Linked DNA regions of Homo sapiens: region 1 is linked to region 2. A link is a loop called in an ENCODE intact Hi-C map of the cell type or tissue named here. Cell type or tissue: PC-3. All regions are shown on one strand.

Region 1 (5,000 bases), 140 kb before region 2:
TCACCCAGCTTATAAGGATCAAGCTGGAGCCTCATTTACTTCTTTAAGTGACACCGTGTGCTTACTATGTGCCAGGCATTATTCCAAATGCTTGACAAATATGAACACACACAAACCTCGTAGGACCCTACAAGGCAGACTCAGCTTTATAGATCTAGGTTGAGGCAGTTTCCTCAGCTGCGGAACTTAATTCTATTAACTAGGTAACTGAAGGTTTAATGTATGTTTTCCTTCCTTTTTTTTCTTTTCTTTTCTTTTCTTTTCTTTTTTTTTTTTTTTTTTGAGACAGGATCTCACTGTGTTGCCCAGGCTAGAGTGCAGTGGTGTGATCACAGCTCACTGCACCCTCAACCTCCCTGGGCTCAGGTGTCTCTCCCACCTCAGCCTCCCAAGTAGCTGGGACTACAGGCACACACCACCACACCCAGCTAATTTTTGTATTTTTTGTAGAGATGGGGTTTCATCTTGTTGCCCAGGCTGGTGTTGAATCCATCCACTGCCGCTTCCCAAAGTGCTGGGATTAGAGACGTGAGCCATAATGTGGGTTTTGAAACATACCCACCTGGATTTAGATGTTCCTACCCCTGAACATTTGTTTTATCCCTCATAACACTTGAGTTGTTTAAATGATATGCGTATGTGTACGTGTGTGTATCTGTTTGTGCGCATAAAGTCATGTGTTGCTTAACAATGGGGATGCATTCTGAGAAATGCATTCTTAGGTGATTTCGTTGTACAGACAGCACAGAGAGCACTTACGGAAACCTAGATGGTACAGCCCACTACACACCCAGGCTACATGGTATAGCCTATTGCTCCTGGGCTACAAATCTCTACAGCACATTACTGTATTGAATAATGAAGGCAACTGTAACACAATGTTAAGTATTTGTGTATCTAAACACAGCTAAACATAGAAAAAGTACACTACAAATACAGTATAAAAGGCTAAAAATGATCCACCTCTATAGGACACCTGCACTGAATGGAGTTTACAGGGCTGGAAGTTGCCCTGGGTGAGTCAGTGAGTGAGGGGTGAGTGAGTGTGAAGACGCAGGACATTACACTGTGTAAACTTTAAAAGCAGTGTATGCTAGCCAGGCACAGTGGCTCACGCCTGTAATCTCAGGACTTTGGGAGGCTGAGGTGGGCAGATCACAAGGTCAGGAGTTCGAGACCTTCCTGGACAACATGGTGAAACCCCGTCTCTTCTAAAAACACAAAAAATTAGCCAGGCATGGTGGCACATGCCTGTAATCCCAGCTACTCAGGAGGCTGAGGCAGAAGAATCGCTTGAACCTGGAAGGTGGAGGTTGCAGTGAACTAAGATCGTGCCACTACACTCCAGACTCTGTCTCAAAAAAAGAAAAAAAAAAGAAAAAAAAAACTAAGACACAATCACATACATTATCCTAGGCCTACACAGAGTCAGCACCATCAATATCACTCTCCACCACCTCTACATCTTGTTCCCCTGGAAGGTCTCCAGGGGCAATAACATGAATGGAGCTGACATCTCCCAAGATAATGATTTCTTCTTCTGGAATATTTCCTGAAGGACCTGCCTGAGGGCTTTTACAGTTAACTTTTTGTTAATAAGTAGTTGCTCTGGGTGAGTCAGCAAGTTGTTATTCTAAAATAACAATAAAAAGTACAGCATAGTAAATACATAAACCGTTAACACAGTTTTTTATCATGATCAAGTTTCATGTATTGTACATAATTGTATGTGTTACACTTTTATAGGACAGGCTGCACGGTAGGTTTGTTTACACCAGCATCCACATAAGCTCATGAGTGATGTACCGTGCTAAGACATTAGGACAGCTACGTCACTAGGTGATAAGATAATAGAGCTGAAAAATTCCCGTGGGACCGCCACCACCATATATGCGGGCAGCTGTTACCCGAAGGCATCACTGTACATGTATTTGAGATTGCAAAATTCAACTATGTTCAGCATTAAAATCTCAGATTTAGAATTTCAACTGCATGCTGCTTGTGGTCTGTAAGATATGGCACTACCTCCAACTTTAATTCTATTGTTCTTTTATACCTTTTAGTTTCATTTTTAGTTTCTATTTCCTGTTGGTTTTATTATTGGTTTATAAACGGAAGGCAGGAAGCAAAATCTTTTTTTTTTTTTTTTTTTTTTGAGACAGACTCTCATTCTGTCGCCCAGGCTGGAGTGCAGTGGCATGATCTTGGCTCACTGCAACCTCCATCTCCGGGGTTCAACTGATGCTCGTGCCTCAGCCTCCCGAGTAGCTGGGATTACAGGCACCCACCACCATGCCCGGCTAATTTTTGTACTTTTAGTAGAGACGGGTTTTCACCGTGTTGCCCAGGCTGGTCACAAACTCCTGGCCTCAAGTGATCCGCCCGCCTCAGCCTCCCAAAGTGCTGGGATTACAGGCATGAGTCACCACGCCTGGCCAGGAAGCAAAGTCTTAAGGGCAAAAGACGCTGTACTGAAACAGAGCTAGGCTTCGTCTCCCTTCCTCCTTTCAGGGCTGTTGCTAGTATACAGCTAATGTGCCAGGACTTAAATAGTAGCTGGGATTACAGGCACCCACCACCATGCCCGGCTAATTTTTGTATTTTTAGTAAAGACGGGGTTTCACCGTGTTGCCCAGGCTGGTCACGAACTCCCGACCTCAAGTGATCCGCCCGCCTCAGCCTCTCAAAGTGCTGGGATTACAGGCATGAGTCACCACGCCTGGCCAGGAAGCAGTCTTAAGGGCAAAAGACGCTGTACTGAAACAGAGCTAGGCTTCGTCTCCCTTCCTCCTTTCAGGTCTGTGGCTAGTATATAGTTAATGTGCCAGGACTTAAATGCTGAGTCACCTAAAAAGCTGAGCCTCAATCCTCAATAACCAGGAAGACTCATATAGGCTGCAATTCCCTTCCAGAGGAGACTGCCCGTGTTGCCTTTTGCTTTCATCTAATGTCTCTTTACTTTACAAAGAATAATATGATCTAAAATCTGTCTCTGTTGTAAGCAGTCACTGAATATTGGGCAAAGCATAAATGGCAAAGGGAGCAACATTCACACGAAGGTAAAAGAAATGGGGAAACCCAATCAGAAAATTCTCTTGGATCAATGTTCTGTATCTAACTCAACAAAAAGCCAGTAAATACAGAATATCATGCAAGATGCCACAGACCTGAGTAATACCAAAGTACTTTGGGAAAAGAATAAAACCCTTACCACGTATTGCAAATATTATATGGTTTGCCTGTACATTTTCTTAATGTATTTATTTTTCCTTTGTAGTAAGTGCATTTTGTGTTCTACTCACAAAATATCTGCCCACCCCATGGTTGCAAAGATATTCTCCCATGTTTTCATGTGTAAGATTTACGATTCTAGCTTTTATGTTTAGGTTTATGAACAATTACCAACTAATTTGTGTGTATGGCATGAGATGGGGTGAAGGTTAATTTCTTTCCTCATGTGAATATCCAGTTGATCTAGAATTATTCATTAAAAATAATTTCCTGGCTGGGCAGTGGCTCACACCTACAATCCCAATACTTTGGGAGGCTGAGGTGTGAGTACTGCTTGAGCCCAGGAGTTCGAGACCAACCTGGGCAACACAGTGAGACCCTGTCTCTACAAACAAAAAACAACAAAACATTAGCTGGACATGGAAGTACACACCTGCATTCCCAGCTACTTGGGAGGCTGAGGTGGGAGGATCACTTGAGCTCAGGAGGCTGGGGCTGCAGTGAGCCATGATCATACCACTGCATTCCATCTTGGGCGACAGAGGAAGACCCTCTCTTAAAAAAAAAAAAAAGAAATTAAATGACTTTCCTTCCTTCCACCAGAAAATTGACTTACTCGCTCTGGGCAAAAATCAACTGACAGTACGTATGCAGGTCTATTTCTGGACTCAGTTTCACTGATATATTTGTCTATTGTGATGTCAAGACCAATGTTTTGATTAGTGTAGCTTTATAGTAAGTCTTAAAATTAAGTGGTATAAAAAATTAGCAGTTTAAGTTCTCCAACTTTGCTCTTTTTTTTTTTTTTTTGCTATTCTAGATATTTTGCATTTCCATATAAATTTTAGAATCAACTTGTTAGTTTCTTCAAAAAAAAAAACAAATAGGATTTTAACTGGGATTGCATTGACTCCATAGATCAATTTGGGGAGAACAGACATCTTAATATCAGGTCTTCTAATATATGAACAAAGTAACCTCTTCCTTATTTAAGTATTTATTAATTTCTCTCACCAATATTTTAGTGAGAGAGTAAAAGTATTCTCTCACAATACTTTTCTGGTAAAGGTGTTTTCATGTCTTTCATTAGAGTTATTCTAATGATTTTTGATGCTACTGTTTTTATGCTGTTTTTCCTTTTTTCTTTTTTTGGGACAGGATCTCTCTGTCACCCAGGCTGGAGTGCAGTGGTATGATCACAGATCACTGCAGCTTCAACCCTCCCAGTCTCAAGCTATCCTCTCACCTCAGCCTCCCAAGTAGCTGTGACTACAGGTACTCGCCACCATACCCAGCTAATTTGGTTCACTTTCTTGTAGAGACAAGGTCTCACTATGTTGCCTATGTTGCTCAAAGTCCTGGGCTCAAGGGATCCTCCCACCTTGGCCTCCCAAAGTGCTGGGATTACAGGTATGAGCCACCGTGCCTGGCCTGATGCTATTGCAAATGGTATTTTACATTTTCATATATATATATGTTTCATGTATATATGTGTGTGTGTGTGTATTTACAACATATATATATCTGATAAAAATATTCCAGGCTGGGCGCAGTGGCTCATGCCTGTAATCCCAGCACTTTGGGAGGCCGAGGTGGGAGGATCGCCTGAGGTCAGGAGTTCAAGACCAGCCTGGCCAACATAGTGAAACCCCGTCTCTACTAAAAATAGAAAAATTAGCCGAGTGTGATGGTGCATGCCTATAGTCCCAACTACTTGGGAGGCTGAGGCAGGAGAATTGCTTGAGCCTGGGAGGCTGAGGTTGTAGTGA
Region 2 (5,000 bases):
TATTTGCTTATTCTCCTCCTTCCCTGGCTCCATGAAGGCAAGAACTGAGCCCTTTCATGGTTATGTGCCCTGTGCCTGGTACACAGTAGGTGCTCGTTCAGCATCTCCTGAATGAATGAATGTCTTGCACATGGAGTCCTAATGCTCTTCAGCCTGGATAGGTTGCTGGCTGAACCTGGACTTTGCCTCTGGGTGGGCTCAGCTCTCTCTTCCCCCTGCCCCAGCCCCACCCAGTGGGGACTTACCTGCCCACAATCATGAGCTCCTTCTCAGATGCCCGAGGCCGGAGGTGATTCCAGAGGTCCATGGTGAAGATGGTGCTGGCACTGTTAAAGATGGAGGTGAGGGAGGACATGAGAGCCGCCACCATCACAGCCATCATCAGCCCACGGAGCCCTGGGGGCGGAAGGGAGGTCATGGGCCTCGGTCCTTTTCTGCCAAAGCAGCCGATCCCAGTGGGCTCAACTGGAGGAGGCAGAACCTCAGGGAGGACGGCGGGGCAGAGCTTCCTGCAGGACGTAGCCTTTCTTGGGGAGCCCAGAGTCTTCCTCCCCCACCAGCCCTCCTTTCTTGACCCTGCCTTGGATCAGAGCCCATCCGGTGATCTCCTTTCTGGGTGCTCCAGGGGACTTGATTCAGGAGTGAAGGGACATTACCTGTGGGCAGGAGTTCCAGCACGAGTTTGGGATACGCGATGTCCGAACAGCCTGAGGGGTTGCTGCAGATCTTCTGGCAGATCTCTGGATCTGCACAGGCCACTTGATCTACGAAGGAAACACAGGCCCAGAGGTGAGCAGTCAGGCCCCCAGAGCCCCAGGCCCAGGCAACATGGGGCCGGACACAGGCTTATCATATGGAAGTTTATAGCTCAATGAAATAAAAAAGAGTCTAGACTTTATAAGCTGTGACCTTGTTACTTACGCTTTCTGAGACGAGTTGCCCTATTTGTAAAACTAGGATAATAACACGACTTTATAGGAAGTGCTGGAAAAAATTCAGCTATTGTTATCGTAACCCAGATGAAGCTGGGACACCTAGTGGCCAATCTTACAATAATGTCTTTTTTTTTTTTTTTTTTGAGACGGAGCCTCTTGCTCTGTCGCCCAGGCTGGAGGGCAGTGGCACGATCTCAGCTCACTGCAACCTCTGCTTCCCAGGTTCAAGTGATTCTCCTGCCTCAGCCTCCCGAGAAGCTGGGATTACAGGCACCCACCACCATGCCCGGCTAATTTTTGTATTTTTAGTAGAGATGGGGTTTTGCCATGTTGGCCAGGCTGGTCTCGAACTCCTGACCTCAAGTGATCCGTCCATGATCATTAACTCACTGTTCAGTAACATCTGCTCACCTGTCCTGGTTAATGAATCATTTCCTATACGTAGATTCTCTTGTCAGAATGCTTCACACCCTCTGATGCCTGAAATAAGATGCCTCTAGCCCAGTTAAATCCAAACATAGCACAAAACCTTCTTCTTCCACAAACCCAACATTAACTGAAGGTTTACTATGACTCAGGAGCTGCAGTAAGCTTTGTACATACACCTCATTTAATTTTCACAACTCTATGGGGGAAGATACTGTTATTATCCCTATTTCAAAGACAGATAAACTGAGGCCCAGAGGTTAGTTTCTCCAGATTATATTGCTAGTAAGTATTATGGCCAGGAGGCAAACCCTTAGTTTATTTCAAAGCTCAGGTAGAGAAGATTGGCTCTGTAAATACTGCATTTCTAAACTCTGTGTGTGTGTGTGTGTGTGTGTGTGTGTGTGTGTGTGTGTGTGCGCGCGCGCGCGTGTTTTTGAGATGGGGTCTTGCTCTGTCGCCCAGGCTGGAGTTCAGTGGTGCCATCTTGGCTCACTGCAACCCTAGCCTCACAGGCTCCAGCCTCCCAAGTAGCTGGAATTACAGGCATGTACCATCACACCCAGCTAATTTCTTTTTCTTTAATTAATTTTTTTATTTTTATTTTTATTTTTTCTTGAGATGGAGTCTCACTCTGTCGCCCAGACTGGAGTGCGTGGCACAATCTCGGCTCACTGCAACTTCCTCTTCCAGGTTCAAGCGATTCTCCTGCCTAAGCCTCCTAGCCTGTAGCTGGTATTATAGGCGTGCCACCACACCCAGGTTTTTTTTTTTTTTTTTTTTTTTTTTTGTATTTTTAGTAGAGACGGGGTTCCATCATGTTGCCCAGGCTGGTCTTGACCTCCTGGCCTCAAGTGTTCCTCCCGCCTTGGCTTCCCAAAGTGCTGGGATTGTGTTTTGAGGGTTGTTTTGCTTCTCTCTTAATTTCCATATAGTTTATTTAAAAATATGTGCCATTTCTCATGGATGAAGCTGGAAACCATCATTCCCAGCAAACTAACACAGGAACAGAAAACCAAACACCACATGTTCTCACTCATAAGTGGGAGTTGAACAATAAGAACACATGGACACAAGGAGGGGAACATCACACACTGGGGCCTGTCGGGGGGTGGAGGGCAAGGGGAGGGAGAGCATTAGGACAAATACCTAATGCACGTGGAGCTTAAAACCTAGATGACAGGTTGATTGGTGCAGCAAACCACCATGGCACATGTATACCTATGTAACAAAGCTGCACGTTCTGCACATGTATCCCAGAACTTAAAGTTTAATGAAAAAATAAAAATATGTGCCATTTCTCAGATGGACTTAGCAGAAGAGGGTTTTTTTCCAGGCTCACAAGAACTCAGGATCAGAAAATACTTTTAGGCAGCTGTGGACTCCGTTGAAGATTTAGGAGGGAGCCAGTGGAGCCGTGGTGGAGAGAGAAGTGCAAATAGGGAGGCAGAGTGCTTGGCCCTGAAACTGGCCCTTTAGACCTGGGGTTCTCAACCTTCTAGTGGACTTGTTAAAAAAATAGGTGGCTGGCACAGACAGGAAAAAATGCTTAACATCACTAATCATCAAGGAAATGCAAATCAAAACCTCATGAGATATCATCTCACCCTAGTTAGAATGGGGATCATCAAAAAGACAAAACATAATAAATGCTGGTGAAGATGTGAAGAAGGGGAAACTCTTATACATTGTTGGTGGAGATGTAAATTACTACAGCTAGTATGGAAAACTATGGAGGTTCCTCAAAAAACTGAAAATAGAACTACCATATGATCCAGCAATTTTGCTACTGGGCATATATCCTGATATGGCTTGGCTCTGTGTCCCCACCCAAATCTCATCTCCAATTGTAATCTCCACATGTCAAGGGAGGGAACTGTAATCCCCCCATGTCGAGGGAGGGAGGTGATCGGATCATGGGGGTGGTTCCCCCTTGTGTACTCATGATAGTGAGTGAGTTCTCATGAGATCTGATGGTTTTATAAACGTCTGGCATTTTCTGAGCTTGGACTTCTCTCTCCTGCCACCATGTGAAGAAGGTCCTTGCTTCCCCTTCGCCTTCCACCATGACTGTAAGTTTCCTGAGGCCTCTCCAACCATGTGGAACTGTGAATCAATTAAACCTCTTTCCTTTATAAATTACCCAGTCTCAGGTAATATCTTCATAGCAGTGTGAAAATGGATTAATACATATCCAAAGCAATTGGAATCAATATAGCAAATGGATACCTGCACCCCATTTATTGCAACACTCTTCACAATAGCCAACATATGGAATCAACCTCAGTGTCTGTCAACAGATGAATGGGTAAAGAAAATGTGGTACATATACATACAGAGTGGACTACTATTTAGCCATAAAAAAGAATGAAATTCTTTTTCATATTCATTCATGGCAACGTGGATGAACTTGGAGAATATTATGTTAAGTGAAATAAGCCAGGCACAGAAAGATAAATACTGCATACTCTCACTCATATGTGGAAGCTTGAAAAGTTGAGCTCATGGAAGTAGACAGTAGGATAGTGGTTTCTAGAGGCTGGGAAGGGTAGTGGGGAGGAGGGTAGCCAAAGGTTGGTAAATGGATAGAAAAGTACAGCTAGACAGGAGGAATAATGTGTAGTGTTCTATAGCACTATAGGGTGACTATAATTCACAACAATTTATTGTACATTTTCAAATAGTCGAGAGTGGATTTTGATTGCCCCCAACACAAAGAAATGATAAATATTTGAGGTGATAGATAAGCTAATTACACTGATGTGGTCATTACACATTGTATAATGTATCAAAATATCACACTGCACCTTATAAGTATGTACAATTTGTATTAAAATAATTAGTTAAAAATAATAAGAGAAAAAAAAAAAACAGATGTCCCTCCAGGGATTCTGATTCAGAAGGTTTTGAATCGGGACTGAAAGTTTGCACTTCTAACAAGTTCCCAGGAGCCACTGCTGGGCTGGGGACCACACTCTGAAAAGCACTGGTCTGGGCCTCCAGAGAAGGGAGAGAGACTTCAAATACACAATGCCCACTTCACTCTCTCTAATTCACCTTACTCTCTAAAATTTATTTTGCACCTCTTGCTTGTATCATATGATAGAGTATTTCAATATATAGTTTATGTTATTTTTCCATGAGTATGAGACTCATCTGCTACATTACAAAGTCCTAGGTTCATGGAACATGGTGTTATGTCTCATTTAATAATGACTGTTGGCTGGACACGGTGGCCCACGCCTGTAATTCCGACACTTTGGGAGGCCGAGATGGGCAGATCACCTGAGGTCAAGAGTTTGAGACCAGCCTGACCAACACGGAGAAACCCCATCTCTACTAAAAATATGAAATTAACCGGGGTTGGTGGCGCATGCCTGTAATCCCAGGAGGCTGAGGCAGGAGAATCGCTTCAACCCAGGAGGCAGAGGTTGCAGTGAGTGGAGATCGCACCATTGCACTCCAGCCTGGGCAACATGAGCAAAACACCGTCTCAAAAAAAAAAAAAAAAAAGACTTGATTGGCTGATTGGTTGTTAAGACAGATGGTCAAGGTCTTGTTATTGATCTTCCATATATCAACCCAGGTCTTCAGGCATAATTTGCATAAACAAGAGTCAAGTTTTAGAATCAGCTACAT

Evidence for each region. A loop is a pair of places that touch in the nucleus more often than their neighbours do. Peaks named below come from ENCODE experiments on the same cell type or tissue, not always from the same donor. Only the 100,000 strongest peaks of a DNase experiment are listed, where the experiment ranks them.
Region 1: it touches region 2 in a loop (2.8-fold over the local background); 3 of 110 quality-filtered maps call a loop at or near these places.

Annotation. Positions count from the first base shown.
Region 1 is chr16:25,046,540-25,051,539 of GRCh38, reverse strand. No RefSeq gene overlaps it. Among named protein-coding and RNA genes, the nearest start is that of LINC02175, 18 kb to the left of the region's middle. RefSeq lists a silencer at 1,718-2,012. In PC-3, no CTCF peak of the experiment used is centred here; DNase peaks (open chromatin) are centred at 1,029, 1,659 and 2,789; H3K4me3 peaks cover 1,781 bases; H3K27ac peaks cover 3,839 bases.
Region 2 is chr16:24,902,421-24,907,420 of GRCh38, reverse strand. SLC5A11 (solute carrier family 5 member 11) reads right to left here. Exons shown (of 17, transcript NM_001352248.3): 12 at 657-764; 13 at 246-396. Among named protein-coding and RNA genes, the nearest start is that of SLC5A11, 59 kb to the right of the region's middle. RefSeq lists an enhancer at 472-972. In PC-3, no CTCF peak of the experiment used is centred here; no DNase peak of the experiment used is centred here.